Regions from separate parts of the Homo sapiens genome. Here region 1 is linked to region 2. A link is a contact called in ENCODE Hi-C or POLR2A ChIA-PET data. All regions are on one chromosome and are shown on one strand. Each heading gives the region's core, a stretch centred on a gene start or an enhancer-like site at or near the end of the contact. The rest is flanking DNA. Distances are from core to core; before and after follow the strand shown. Region 1 overlaps PDE4B (phosphodiesterase 4B). Region 2 overlaps PDE4B (phosphodiesterase 4B).

Region 1 (5,895 bases), core at 843-3,342, 36 kb after region 2:
ACTGTTCAAGGTGTTGTGGTTACAATGGTGAAAAAATAACCACTCATGAATGACTCGTGAATAAGTATTCTTAGTGCCTAAATGGAGCTATATTCCAACACAGGCAATTGAATTAGAGTGGTATGAACAGAGTGTGGGTAATATTTGGATGCCATGGAAACCCATAGGATGGGCATCTAGCAAGGTCTTGGGTCTTCTTAGAGGAAGTGGTTTCCAAGTGATAAACTGAAGGAGTTACACACAGATAGAGGTTGGGGAGGGAAACCTCAAGAAGAGCAGGTATGAAAGCCCAGAAAGAGAAGAGCACCAGTGTCTATGTTGACAGTGTTTTATAATTAATTGTCGATCATCTCAGCATAGCCAAAAAGCCTTATAGTAGATTCTAATCAATCTCTGATGTGTTGCACCAGAAAGCAAGCAAGAGCTTTTGCTTTTATTCCACTTTTTGTACTGCCACCAAATCTTTTTGTGAATGCTGACCAGTCACTTTATCTTTCGGAACATCAATTTCTCATTTGTCTGATGAGGTTAAGAATACCAGCCCTTGCAGGACTTTGTAGTAATTCAATGAGACTACATGTGGGAAAGTGCTTTGTAACCTCTAAAACACAAGAGATTACTATTCTAATTCCAGCCACCACCCAGGCCACTCCCTGTTTCCACCTCAATTGCCCATCCAGATTTGCTCAACAAATGAAAGCTAATTTTAATATCATCTGCTGACAGTAAATCAATCAGGTGATCAAAGCCAAAAGACCAGTTTATAGATTTTCCCAAGCCACATAACAAGACAGCGTATGTGGTGGTAACAGATGACAGTAAGATGACCATCAAGGACACATCTGTGGTTCTTTTTTATAAATGTGGAAATTAGTGCAGGGAAGAGTCTTGGGAATGTCACGCAGCTAGGAAGCTGATGCTCAGAGAGGCTGGTTTGTGGATGAACTGTGCTTTTCCATTGCCTCCTGTCTCCAAGGCCAGTGGGTCACTTCTGCTTCAGGCTCTTCTTGATTCCTCCAGAAATGAGTATAGGACAGAGCACTGCAATTTCGAAGCAGTTTAGCTTTCCCCATTTTCACCCAGTGATGCTGTGTTCTAATCTCTCTTTGCTTCTGGGCTTACTGTAGTTGAACAGTCCAAACCTCTGTGGTTTGAGAGGCTAATGGCCACCTCCTAAACAAAGTCAATAAGTTGGCTGAGCAGTAAGCTCCAAGATTTAGGAAGAGCTTTCTCTAGAGTTATAAAAGCCCAACGAACATGTTACTTATATCTCTCCCATCACAAAGTCATGACTTAGGAGAAGTTCAGCAGTAATCCCTTCAAGAAAAAGGTCTTTATAACTCGCATGGGTAGAATAACCTGGCATTTGGGAAAGCAACTCAATTATGCCTGCTGGGAGAAAAAGCTATAGGATGAATTCATGACCTAGTTTAGGTAGTATTTAAAATGAACTTTAGTATTTTTATGTAATTGTTACTATTCTATCATGAGATTACATTTATATGCTTGCAATATTTTTTCTCTAATCCTTCCTGAATTAAAAAAAATATGGACTGGCAATCTGGCATAGTTAGAAAAAAAAAAAAGCATTGTCCTAGCGGTAAGAAGCCTGGTGGTCTCGCCCCTGCTTTCCTGCTTATAGCCTTGAGGGTCCTGGCAAGTCATTAAGCCTCTCTGTGCCTCTGGTTCCTCCTCTGTGACATAGAGATAATATTACTAGTCCTTTTTTACCTCAGGATCAAATGGAGAGAAAATGACAACAACAAAATGAAAGTGAAAACGGTTTGAATATCATGATCTCTGACTCAGCCTCCAAGGCCCAAACCTCTTACAGGGCTGAGAATACAGGAGGCCCTTGGAAAATACTTGCTGATCAAATGAGAAGCTCCAAGTTGGATTTCTGAAATAATGAGAAATGAGAGCCCTTAAATTATTAAAAATTACCCATAGAAAAAAATCTGCTTCTCTAATATTGGTAATCTGGTGAATACTGCAGCCATGTGAGGCCTGGAATATACTCATAGCTGTACTATGGGCCTTTCATGAGCACGCAGGAACTTTTCTTCTAAGTGTCTCAGAGAGCCACACCGCATGCTCATATGTGTAAACACACACACACATACATACTGACTCTTTTTCGCTCTTTACTAGAGAGAATATGGAGCCTGTTTGTGATATTAATAGCTTAATCTTCAGAGCTCAGCCACTTAAATATTATTTATCAGTAATGCTATGTTTGGGTGAGAAACCCCAGTAAGAAAGTCAGAAAAACAGAGAATAGGCCATCTATGAAGAATAGACTTGGACACTGAAAACGGGACTGCATACGGCCAGCAGTGATTGCCTAATCCAGCCGGCATGGAGAGACTGCCCTGGCAGATAGTCACCTTCCTAATGGACCTCAGACCCTCTGGGAAATCAAAAACACAAGCCAGGGTAAAGATCTTGAGTTCAGGGTCTGCGTCCAATTCATCTTTGTAGTCACAGCTATACACACACTGTAGGCATCCAATAAATGTTAGATGAATGTATGAATAAGTGAGTGACTGGGGAATGGAAAGAATTCTGGACTGGTAGTTGGAGATGTGGATTCTGGTCCATCCTCTATTATCAGCTATGTAAGTGCACAGAAGTCACTCCAAATCGCCCTCCCTCACATGTGAAATGAGAAGGCTGGATAAATCAACAGTCCACAGTCAATAAAGTACAGTGAACTGGCCGATCTCTGAGCAAGGAGGTGCCACACTCTCCTCTCCACCTTAATGTGGTTTTCAGGTCCCTTGGTGGGCAAGGAGAAGTGAGTCCAGCCAGCAGTGATGTTCCAGGCTGCACCCAGGAATGCAGTGTGAGTCCTGACGAGGTGCCAGAATTAAATCGCTAATATTCATTTCCATGATCAGTATCTCAGGAAGTCTTAAAGGGGAACTAAAATCAACAAAAATTAATTTACTCAAGGCAGCTATTGGCTTTTGATGCCCACTCTGTTGAAGGGTGAGTCTGTCAACTCTGAGAATAAAATAGAACCTTTGAAAGTCTTTTCACATGGCTGAAGAAGGTAAAAACACGAACACCAGAGAGAAAGACATTCCCCTAGATGTCTGTGTTTGTGCAATAGTGCCAATTTTTCCAATATGCATTTTGTTTGGTTTTAATATTCATGCCATTATTAATTCATATTATAACATATATTTTTTCCTTATAATATTTACATTCTATAATGAAATTTGTTACTAAAAAGTCCTACAAATAAAGGCAGAAAAAAGCATTTGATAAAATTCAATTTCCCTTAATGATAAAAACTCTCAACACATTAGGCATAGAAGGTACAAACCTCAACACAAAACAGGCAAACACACAGCTAATGTCACAATGAGTGAGGAAAAGCTAAAAGCTTTTGGCCATTATCAGAAAGATAAAAAATAACAAAAGCCAGCAAGGATGTGGAGGAAAGCAAACTCTTATAAACTGTTGATGGGAAAGTAAGTTAGCACAGCTATTATGGAAAACGGTATGGAGGTTTTGCAACAAAGCTTAAATAGAATTACCATATTACAGTGATCCCACTACTGGGTATTTATCCAAGGGAAAATAAATCAATGTATTGGAGAGATATCTGCACCCCACGTTTATTGCAGCACTATTGACAATAGCCAAGATATGGAATTAGCCTAAATGTCCATCAGCAAATGAATGGATAAAGGAAATATGGCATATAATAATGGAATGCTATTCACTCATGAAAAGGAATGAAATTCTGTCATTTGCAGCAACATGGATGAGCTTGGAGGACATTAAGTAAAATAAGTCAGGTACAGAAAGACAAATACTGCAAGTTTCACTAATATCTGGAGGCTAAAAAACATTGAGCTCATAATAGAGAGTAGAATTATGGTTATTAGAAGCTAGGAAGATTAGTGGGAAGAGGAAGACAGAGAGTTTGGGTAAGGAATACAAAATTAGAGCTAGATAGGAAGAATAAGTTGTAGTTTTCTATTGCACTATGGGGTAAATATAGTTAATAACAATTTATTGTATACGTTCAAAGCTAGAAGAGAGGATTTTGAATGTTCCCAACACAAAGAAATGATAAATGTTTAAGGTGATGAATATGCTAATTACTCTGATTTGATCATTATGCAGTGTATACATATATAAAAATATCACTCTGTATCCCACAAATATATACAACTATTTGGTGTCAACTAAACTTTTTCCTTTTTTTAAAAAGGAAAAAAAGGTACCACAGAATGACTACTATGAGCACAGTACTTTCTACTTCACTAAATGTTTTCAGATCCATGTGAAAGACATTTCAGGTTACAGTGATGAGCTCAGAGGAACCTTTCAGGGTAGAAGGCTGAGTAGATGAAATCTCAAGTTCCACTGTATGGAACCTCTCCACAATTTTTCAGGGAATGTTTGTACAAGTGGAAAACTAAAAAAGATGTCAAGTGCAACACATACCTGACTTGCCACATAATGGGTTTAACAGGAGCATTCTGAGAGTAGGTGGCTAGTGGAAAGAACACAAGCTTTGAAGTCTTGGACTCAAGCCCAGGCCCTGCCCCATAAAAGTTGTGTGATCTTGCAAAGCAACTGTACTTACTTTTTTAAATGGACAGCAGTTAACTTATCTTTAAAACGAATGCAATAAAATCCCCCATAGGTTCAACTTAAAGATGTAAAAGACCCATGAAGTATCTGGCACATAGTAGGGGTTCCAGAAATGACAACCCTTCTCTTTTCCAGACAGCTTGGCCCTTCTGTGGTCTACTAGGTCCCCATCACTGAAGCAACTAAGTAAGGCCTATTAGGTAGTCAGGCAAGCTTCCTTTTCTCCCATTTCCACTTACCAAAATGTTTTCTCTTTCACCACTGGATATGCTCCTCCTCCTATTTTCAAAATTTCAATGAAGAGCCCCAGACAGCATAATATGACTATAGTGACTTTGGAGTAATCTTCAACTTGAGAACAAGAGTCAGCATGAGAACAAAAGTATATTGTTCTATTGATGAACTTTGTAAGTTATTAAATTAGCACAGTGCTATAGGATTTGCCACTCTCTTTTATATCATCTTAGTATGTATCTCAAGAGTTTATGATAAGGAGTGCACTTTGAAATGGTACCTACATTCATACAAATGATTAAAACAGCTTTGGGCAGACTTTTACATATAATAGGATAAGTAATAGGACAACCTTGTTCACCAACCTAGTCATATGTAAGGTAAGCAACCATAATGGACTAATGAATGAATAATGGACTAATAAATTGGATCATTTAACTTTACTACCTACACCATGATGAATTACACCATTCTAATGATTACTCCTAATCATTAGACCAGGCCCTCTGGTGCTTTGAATGTGTCCCCCAAAGCACATGTGTTGGAAACTTAATCCCCAATCAATAGTGTTGAGAGGTAGCACCTTTAAGGGGCAGAGTCCTTATGAATGGAGTAACATTATTATCATAGAAGTGGGTTAATTATCTGAGGAGTGAGCTGCAATGAATAATATATAATGAATAATATAATAAAAAGGACTTTTTGGATAAATGCATGAGAAAGTAAAAGCAAGGTAAAACCGCTCTCTTGAGGATCTCTTTTCATTCTTACTGTTTCAATATGCCATAGAAATAAAGCAATGCCATCCTTTTATTTGGCCTGGCTTCTTTAAGAGTTTGGGAATTACTTTTTAAAGTTTGTGGGTTTTTTGTAGAAATATAGTACGTAGGGATGTCTGCATGCTGATGAAATTCAAAAAAGCCTAAAACAATACCTTCGTTGTAGCACAATAAGTTACTTATAAAAGTACTGAACATGGGAAAGACCCAAGTGAAAACCTGAAATACAAACATCTATTCATGAAATGGGAAACAGTAAAGGGTCTTA
Region 2 (6,562 bases), core at 3,957-6,456:
CTAACTCCACTAGGATCTTGGTAATATGACTCAAGAGTCTAGAAATTATATTTGAGCTGTGAGAGCTTTACATAATCTGGCTCATTGTGCAGAAACATTCTAGGGTGTAGGGAGAGGGTCAAACTGGAATCACCATCTCACGTTCAACTTTCCATGCTAACAGCTCTGCAAAGTGGCAGAGAGAACCCAAGGCTTAACAATCCAAGTGGTAAAACTTTCCAATTTATCATCTTCAGTTTCAGAGAGAGGAAAGAAAGAAATAGAAAGAAGTTAAGGGCAGTTACACTAACCACAGGGTATTTTTACTACCTAAACTTTGACATTGGAATGAGTGAGAAAGCAAACAACAATCAAAAGCCTCAAAAATTTAAGGCTTTTTTAAAAATTCTGAAATTAAAACCAGGGGCATTTAAAGTAACTCACTCCAACTAGTTCTTGCTATGTTTTGATCACTAAATTTTCAGGCATACTAAATTAGTTCTCTTTACTTGAAATTATTAAGACACTTATGTATACCTTTTACTCAAGAAACGTAAATGAAGAATGAGAAGTCTAAAAGTCAATGTAAACAAAAGAGAGAATGTCCCATGTCTTTCTCAAACATATCTAGCCTTTTGCTGAAGATGAACAGTAAGCCAGATTTATGATCAGACCTATACTTTAATACCTGAATCCCACTAATACACCTTAAGACTTTGGAGAAGTCATGCCATAATAAAATTACTTTTCATTTAGAATGTGCTCTATATTTTACAAAGTTATTTGGAGTACATTAGGTACTTTAATCCTCACTTGTCATTAGTGGCAAAAGCCACCTCTTTTTCTCATCTATAAAATGACTTCAAATAGAAATAGAAAATAATACTTAAGGCTCTCTTCTAGGCTTAAAGTTCTAGGACTTTGTCTAATGTAATCATGTAAAACTATAACTAGAAAGAAAATGTTTAGATCTTTTTTGGTTTGATTTATCAAATTTCATCAATAGTGACCAAAGACATTAGATAGTTGGTAAATTAATACTTCACTGTGCCCTGTCTGATTGGCTTTAGCATAGCCTATATAATTGAGTTGAAATCTATTTTTATTTACTGATAATTTTTCTTTTTACTATTTTCTTTCTAAAACAACTACTTAAAATCTATCTTTTTAGATATCAAATGCCAACACCTCTTGTCCTAAATCTAAAATTTAAAAATTGGCTTAGTCATTTTTACTTCCCAGTATGTGTATTCAAATTTCATTTTTATAATTGCTTAAAGTTAAAACATTATGCACTATGCTGTTAGCAAAGAGTGAGGGGATGGCAGCCATGTAAAGTATTTAATAGTTAATTAAAAAATTATAATTATTTTGAGTAGCTAAAAAAATTAGAAGATGAAAGTTACTGAGCCATGAAGATACATTTTATTTTAATAAATTTACTAAACTTCAATCTTTGGGGGCTCTAGATTTCAAAACTGATACATTTTAAAATTACAATTAATTAGCAGAAGGAAAAAAGTGACTGTTGAACAGAATGGCAAGATTTATAGCTTTAAAATCTATTCCATAAGAAGAAAAAATTATCTGGCACTTCCCAAAGCAGAAACAAAAGAAACAGGAGTTTTACTGTCTTCTTCGTTTCTAAATAACTTAACAGTCCTTTCTTTGTGGAAGCACTTGGCTACTTTAAAGTCAATCAAACAAAGGAAGTTACAGTGAAATACACAAGAGACTAAACAGTTTGGCACCACTTGAGGGAAACATCACGTACAAGTGAGCAAGACAGAGAGGTGCTGGTAGGTCCCTGAAAAATGCTAGAGGGAAAGGATGCTCAGGAAAGCATATTGACAACTGGCACCATGCCTTCAAGAGTGTGAAACCTATTGACTGTGGCACAAATTTGCCCTGGCATCTTCTTGTTTAGTAAGTCCTGGCTTCCAGATGTCTGAGCTATCTCCACTTGTTGAGCACACTTTTACTCAGAAGAAAAATGTTTTGGAAGAATACTGCAAATGCAAGCACCATCGCCCTTGGTTTTTCTTTCATAGACAACAATGGCATACAACCTAGGAGCCTTTTAGACTCGGACATATTCTAAAAAAAAAAAAACAACAAAAAAAACAAACAAAAAAAAACTAAACAATTTTTAAAAGATGAGAAAAAAGTATTAAAAAAATGGAGACTAAACATTTATTCTGCTAACGGGTTGAATTCTATTTTTGAAGACTAGTGTTCTACATTTACATTTACATTTGACAATCTAAACATAACTATTATTTTTTCCCCAATGTGGAGAAAGATACTCCCCTTAAAATGATTTATTTATCAGATTTTGAGACTATTATGCTCTCTTATCAGGTAGCCAGAGGTAAAACAATCAAAGGCAATGTCCTCTTCATTTCTGTTTGTTTTTTAGAGACTTGCTCACTTGAGGACTTTCAAGTGAGTTAGGCAGAAAGATTGGGCCAAATGGATTACCATTGAGTAAAGAAATGGTTCTGTTAAAACCAATGAAGAACTATTTGAATAAAACAAAACAGATTACAAATCAAACTTACTACAAAGCACCAAATAACTTTCAAACTCTTTGATTTGCTAAGTTTTGAGAAGACTAGAACTTGGAATACTGAATTGCACTAATACTAATACTCACTAATACAACTCCATTTTGTCATAGAAAGAGTAACTGAAACAATGACAAAGAATAAATAGCTTAATCTTCTCTTTCATCTTTATTTGAAGACAATGCCCAAGGAAAACAGTGGACATGTTACTTCCAAAAATTTCCCTTACATATTACTGAAGCATTAATTCTCTGTTTTATGGTCATGTTCCATGCCTTGGAAAGGTTGTGGCATATAATGAAATTGCCCAAATCATTTGAATGATCATATAAATTAAAAAATAAGAATAACTTATCTCTTTTTTTTTTTTTTTTTTTGAGACGGAGTCTCGCTCTGTCGCCCAGGCTGGAGTGCAGTGGCGGGATCTCGGCTCACTGCAAGCTCCGCCTCCCGGGTTCACGCCATTCTCCTGCCTCAGCCTCCCAAGTAGCTGGGACTACAGGCGCCCGCCACTACGCCCGGCTAATTTTTTTGTATTTTTAGTAGAGACGGGGTTTCACCGTTTTAGCCGGGATGGTCTCGATATCCTGACCTTGTGATCCGCCCGCCTCGGCCTCCCAAAGTGCTGGGATTACAGGCGTGAGCCACCGCGCCCGGCCAAGAATAGCTTATCTCTATTTCCCTTTTTATTTTGAGAAGCAGGGAAAAAGGGAATTTGGGGTTAGTCTACAGTGCTTTGAACAGACCTTTACTATCTTATCTTAGGCTATGTTGGAGAATTTTAAGAAACAGATAGTGAAGTGAGCAAATTGATCTGAAATAGGCAATGGATTAGTTTAATACTATTATTTGCATTTTTATGAGCACTTTATAACCATTTTCTATAATTGCGATTGCTCTTTCCCCTTACACTGCTTCCCAGGCAAGAAGACTGAGCTTAGGGCAATTAATGGCCATCCTAGAGGCTGTGAGTATGGTAGCTACAGAATATAAATTTGAACTAGGCCTCACTAATAATGCTTGCCACAGTTGAAAGAACAAGATCACCCACCAACCAATCCAAAATCCCCTTAGAAGAATTATTAAATAACTCTAAACTTTTTTCTTTCTTTATATGCCTCATTGGGATCATTGATGGTAAGTCAGATGGACTGGATATGAATCCTGGCTCTATGATTTACCTTAAGCAAGTTATTTCAACTTTGTATGCCTCACTTTACTCATCTGTAAAGCAGGAATAATAACAGTACCTATTTCAAAGTGTTACTGTGAATATTGATTACAGAATGAGGTAAAGAGCTTAGCACAATGTTTGCATACACCTGTAAAGGTAGTTCTGTTGTTTACTAATATTATTCAATCAATAAACTGAAGAGCTGGGTCTTTTCCAATTATTTTGTTTTATAGAAGAGAATATGGAAAGATTCCAAATAGTTTTATTGTCTATATTACTATACCTAAGTAAAGGCAGGGCTAGAACTCAAACTCATGGCTTATTCCTAGGCTCTTTTCACTTTATTTTGCTCCCTCCATAATTTAGTCTATATAAATCTGAGCAGTAAAGAGAGAAAAGTTGAACCAAAAAAATGTGTGAGTGCCCACCTGGCTACCAGAACTGATTTTAATTCTATTCTGCCCTCTAATCCAGGGTCACCTCTAACATGTGTGGGGCCACACACTGTAAGTCTAAATATACAAAGATATACATTGAGCTATCTCCTTTACCTTGACAGATATCCCTCCATAACAGCCTGGAAGGTCAGGTTGAATTTAGAATTCTTGAACTCCTTGGATATGGGTTGGCCCTCCTCTTTCCCCATGTCCTTCCATCTCCAGGGACCTGTGAGCAGCCGTCGTGAGCCCTGGACCGCAGCCTGCTTACCCAAGTTCCTCCTACACAAGTCTCTTCACACCTCTCATTGCTGCCTCTTGGTTAAACTCCTTAGGCCTAAGGGTGTGTATGCCTGCAGCACATCCCAGGAAGAGGCTTGTGTGGCCGGGAAGTGGGTTCAAAGCCATTTGGACAGAGAATGTGGGGGTCCAGCAGATGCAAAATGTAGTTTAGAGAGGGGAGCAAAGCTGCTCCCTTGGCCCGGCCAACTCCTTACTTCCTTGGGTGGAGGGCAGCAGAAGGAAGGCCAGGCTAAGGCCCTCTGATTACAGCACAGGGCCCAGCAAATGGATGCATCTTATGCTAAGGGCGGCACTGCTGTAATCATATCATTACATTTTAGGCAAAAGTGGCATGAATATTCCTTTCAAGGACTGAGCGCCTGTCTACCCTCTCTCTTACAGAGTTCTAAGATGAATCCATTGGCCAGTAAGATCTATTTCCTGTCAGTTCTGCAGGAGCTGGCATTTTCCATAGTTATTGATTATTTAGTTAAATACAAAATGGTTCACCCCTCATTAGGGCAATCAGCCTGTCATGATCACCATCCAGTGTCATGCAGCCTAATTCCCAGCTGGCTCGGGGCCTGGTAGAATAGTGTGACTTTATCCTGCAAACCCAAGAGCACTGGCAATTAGTTGCCTTTGTGCTCCATGTTTAGTACTGTAGTATGGCTGCACCTGAAGAACTGGAAAAATAAGCCTGCATAGCCAGGAGGACTCACTTCCTCATGATGGTTATCTGTAGCCGACTTCACAATGCCTTAAGAGAAGAAGGACCATCTATCTTCCATTTCTATCTTAGCAAACATTTACTCAAGTGCTAAGTCCTAATGCTTCATTCTAAAAAAAAAGTACTAATACACAGGGCCACTCTTCAACAACAGAATATCCATTTTCACCCAGCAGCACCCAACCTTTGTTCTGCATATAAAACAGCCCCAGAGCCAAACCAATGGAGAATGAAAAGGACAGTGGAGGGCGTTTGTGGGGGAAGTGAAGACAGTGACTAGTTGCTTGAATATAGCTTTTCTGAATACCACAGTATGTTCATCTTTTGAAAAACATTTAGCATTCTGGGTAAGAATGACCCTTTTGACGTTTTTCACCTGAAAATTCTAGGTGAAAGACTAGGTTTCTCAGTACAATGAGGGAAGGAACACCTCCCCATTCCCCGCCAGTCACAATTACGCCTCCCTGGGATTGTTCTGGGTTGGTCCTTCCTCAGCCACTGTTGTTGCAACCCTGTACTTTACTGACTGCGTCTGTCAGGAAGGAGACAGGAAATTGTAGTCACCCTCACAGCAGCTGCGCCATTCCTCCTATCCTCCTCTAATGACGTTGGTTGGCTTTGGTGACACGAGGTCAGGAACTGAGCCACAGTGAAGGTCAGGAAGATAGGTCACTGTTTATGCCGTTGTTGGGCTGGGGACCCTGCTGAGGCTATTTGCTTTCTTCCTTTCTATACTGTTTCTCTTTCCGTTCCTCTTTTTATAATGGAGAGCCAAAGCATCCTGTTTTCAAAACATCTGACTGTTTTGCCACTGAGGAACTCATGCTCTGATGCATTTTGCTGAAGTGTAAGACAATTCTTCTAATTCAGGAGGTGATGAAAATTGAAACACAAAATTAATGAACAATTCTAAGAAGGCAATCTGTTGTTAAGCAAAACGGCTAGCTCTAACATGTCTAATCGAATTTGGGCAGCTGGCAGGAGGTTCACTAGCCATCCTTTTCATCTTAAATAACAATACCATTGCCTTGTAAAACTTCTGCTGAACTTATTCCATCTTCTAGTAATTCTTGGAGGAAAATAATTTACAAGACTAACCTACCTGGCAGCACCATTCTCTAAAATTCTGGAATTCCATCTGGACTGTGGCCAGCATTAAGGGATCAGAGAAATTTGGGCCAAACAGAGGACGATGTTTCTTAGCTAACTCTCTAGGCTATGAAGTACATTTGAGAAAGTCTTTTAGGAGATTTGAATCACTCAGTTTTCTTCAAAATTTAAAGGATTAAGGAAAACAAACAAACTAAAAAAGCACAACCCTACCTAGATGAAGTAAAGATGAAAGATGCTTGCTTTTCCTCCACCAAACACAGTTAACTCTCTACCAGTTGCA

The links. A loop is a pair of places that touch in the nucleus more often than their neighbours do. ChIA-PET counts read pairs that join two places held with the same protein, here RNA polymerase II (POLR2A). Pooled maps may share reads with other maps.
Region 1: a loop to region 2 is called in a map of CD14-positive monocyte, with 2.3 times the contacts of the local background. The contact joins two enhancer-like sites. A Hi-C loop is called at or near these places in 15 of 168 maps with a recorded cell type or tissue (B cell, CD14-positive monocyte, CD4-positive, alpha-beta T cell and 9 more), 24 of 37 single-sample maps with no recorded cell type and 20 of 50 pooled maps. POLR2A ChIA-PET finds 5 or more read pairs at or near these places in 28 of 52 experiments (A549, A673, CD4-positive, alpha-beta T cell and 21 more).

What each region holds. Positions count from the first base shown.
Region 1 is chr1:66,297,253-66,303,147 of GRCh38, reverse strand. All of the region lies in intron 7 of PDE4B (phosphodiesterase 4B), which reads right to left. Among named protein-coding and RNA genes, the nearest start is that of SGIP1, 230 kb to the left of the region's middle. RefSeq lists an enhancer at 1,699-1,758. Within about 2 kb of position 2,092, at least 12 of the 41 ENCODE cell types and tissues checked have a DNase peak (open chromatin) inside an H3K27ac peak, as active enhancers do; they include B cell, CD14-positive monocyte, CD4-positive, alpha-beta T cell and 4 more, where a contact is called at or near this core.
Region 2 is chr1:66,335,380-66,341,941 of GRCh38, reverse strand. The region is part of intron 8 of PDE4B (phosphodiesterase 4B); the gene reads right to left. Among named protein-coding and RNA genes, the nearest start is that of SGIP1, 200 kb to the left of the region's middle. RefSeq lists a silencer at 1,662-1,956 and enhancers at 4,847-4,896, 4,957-5,006. Within about 2 kb of position 5,206, at least 32 of the 41 ENCODE cell types and tissues checked have a DNase peak (open chromatin) inside an H3K27ac peak, as active enhancers do; they include B cell, CD14-positive monocyte, CD4-positive, alpha-beta T cell and 4 more, where a contact is called at or near this core.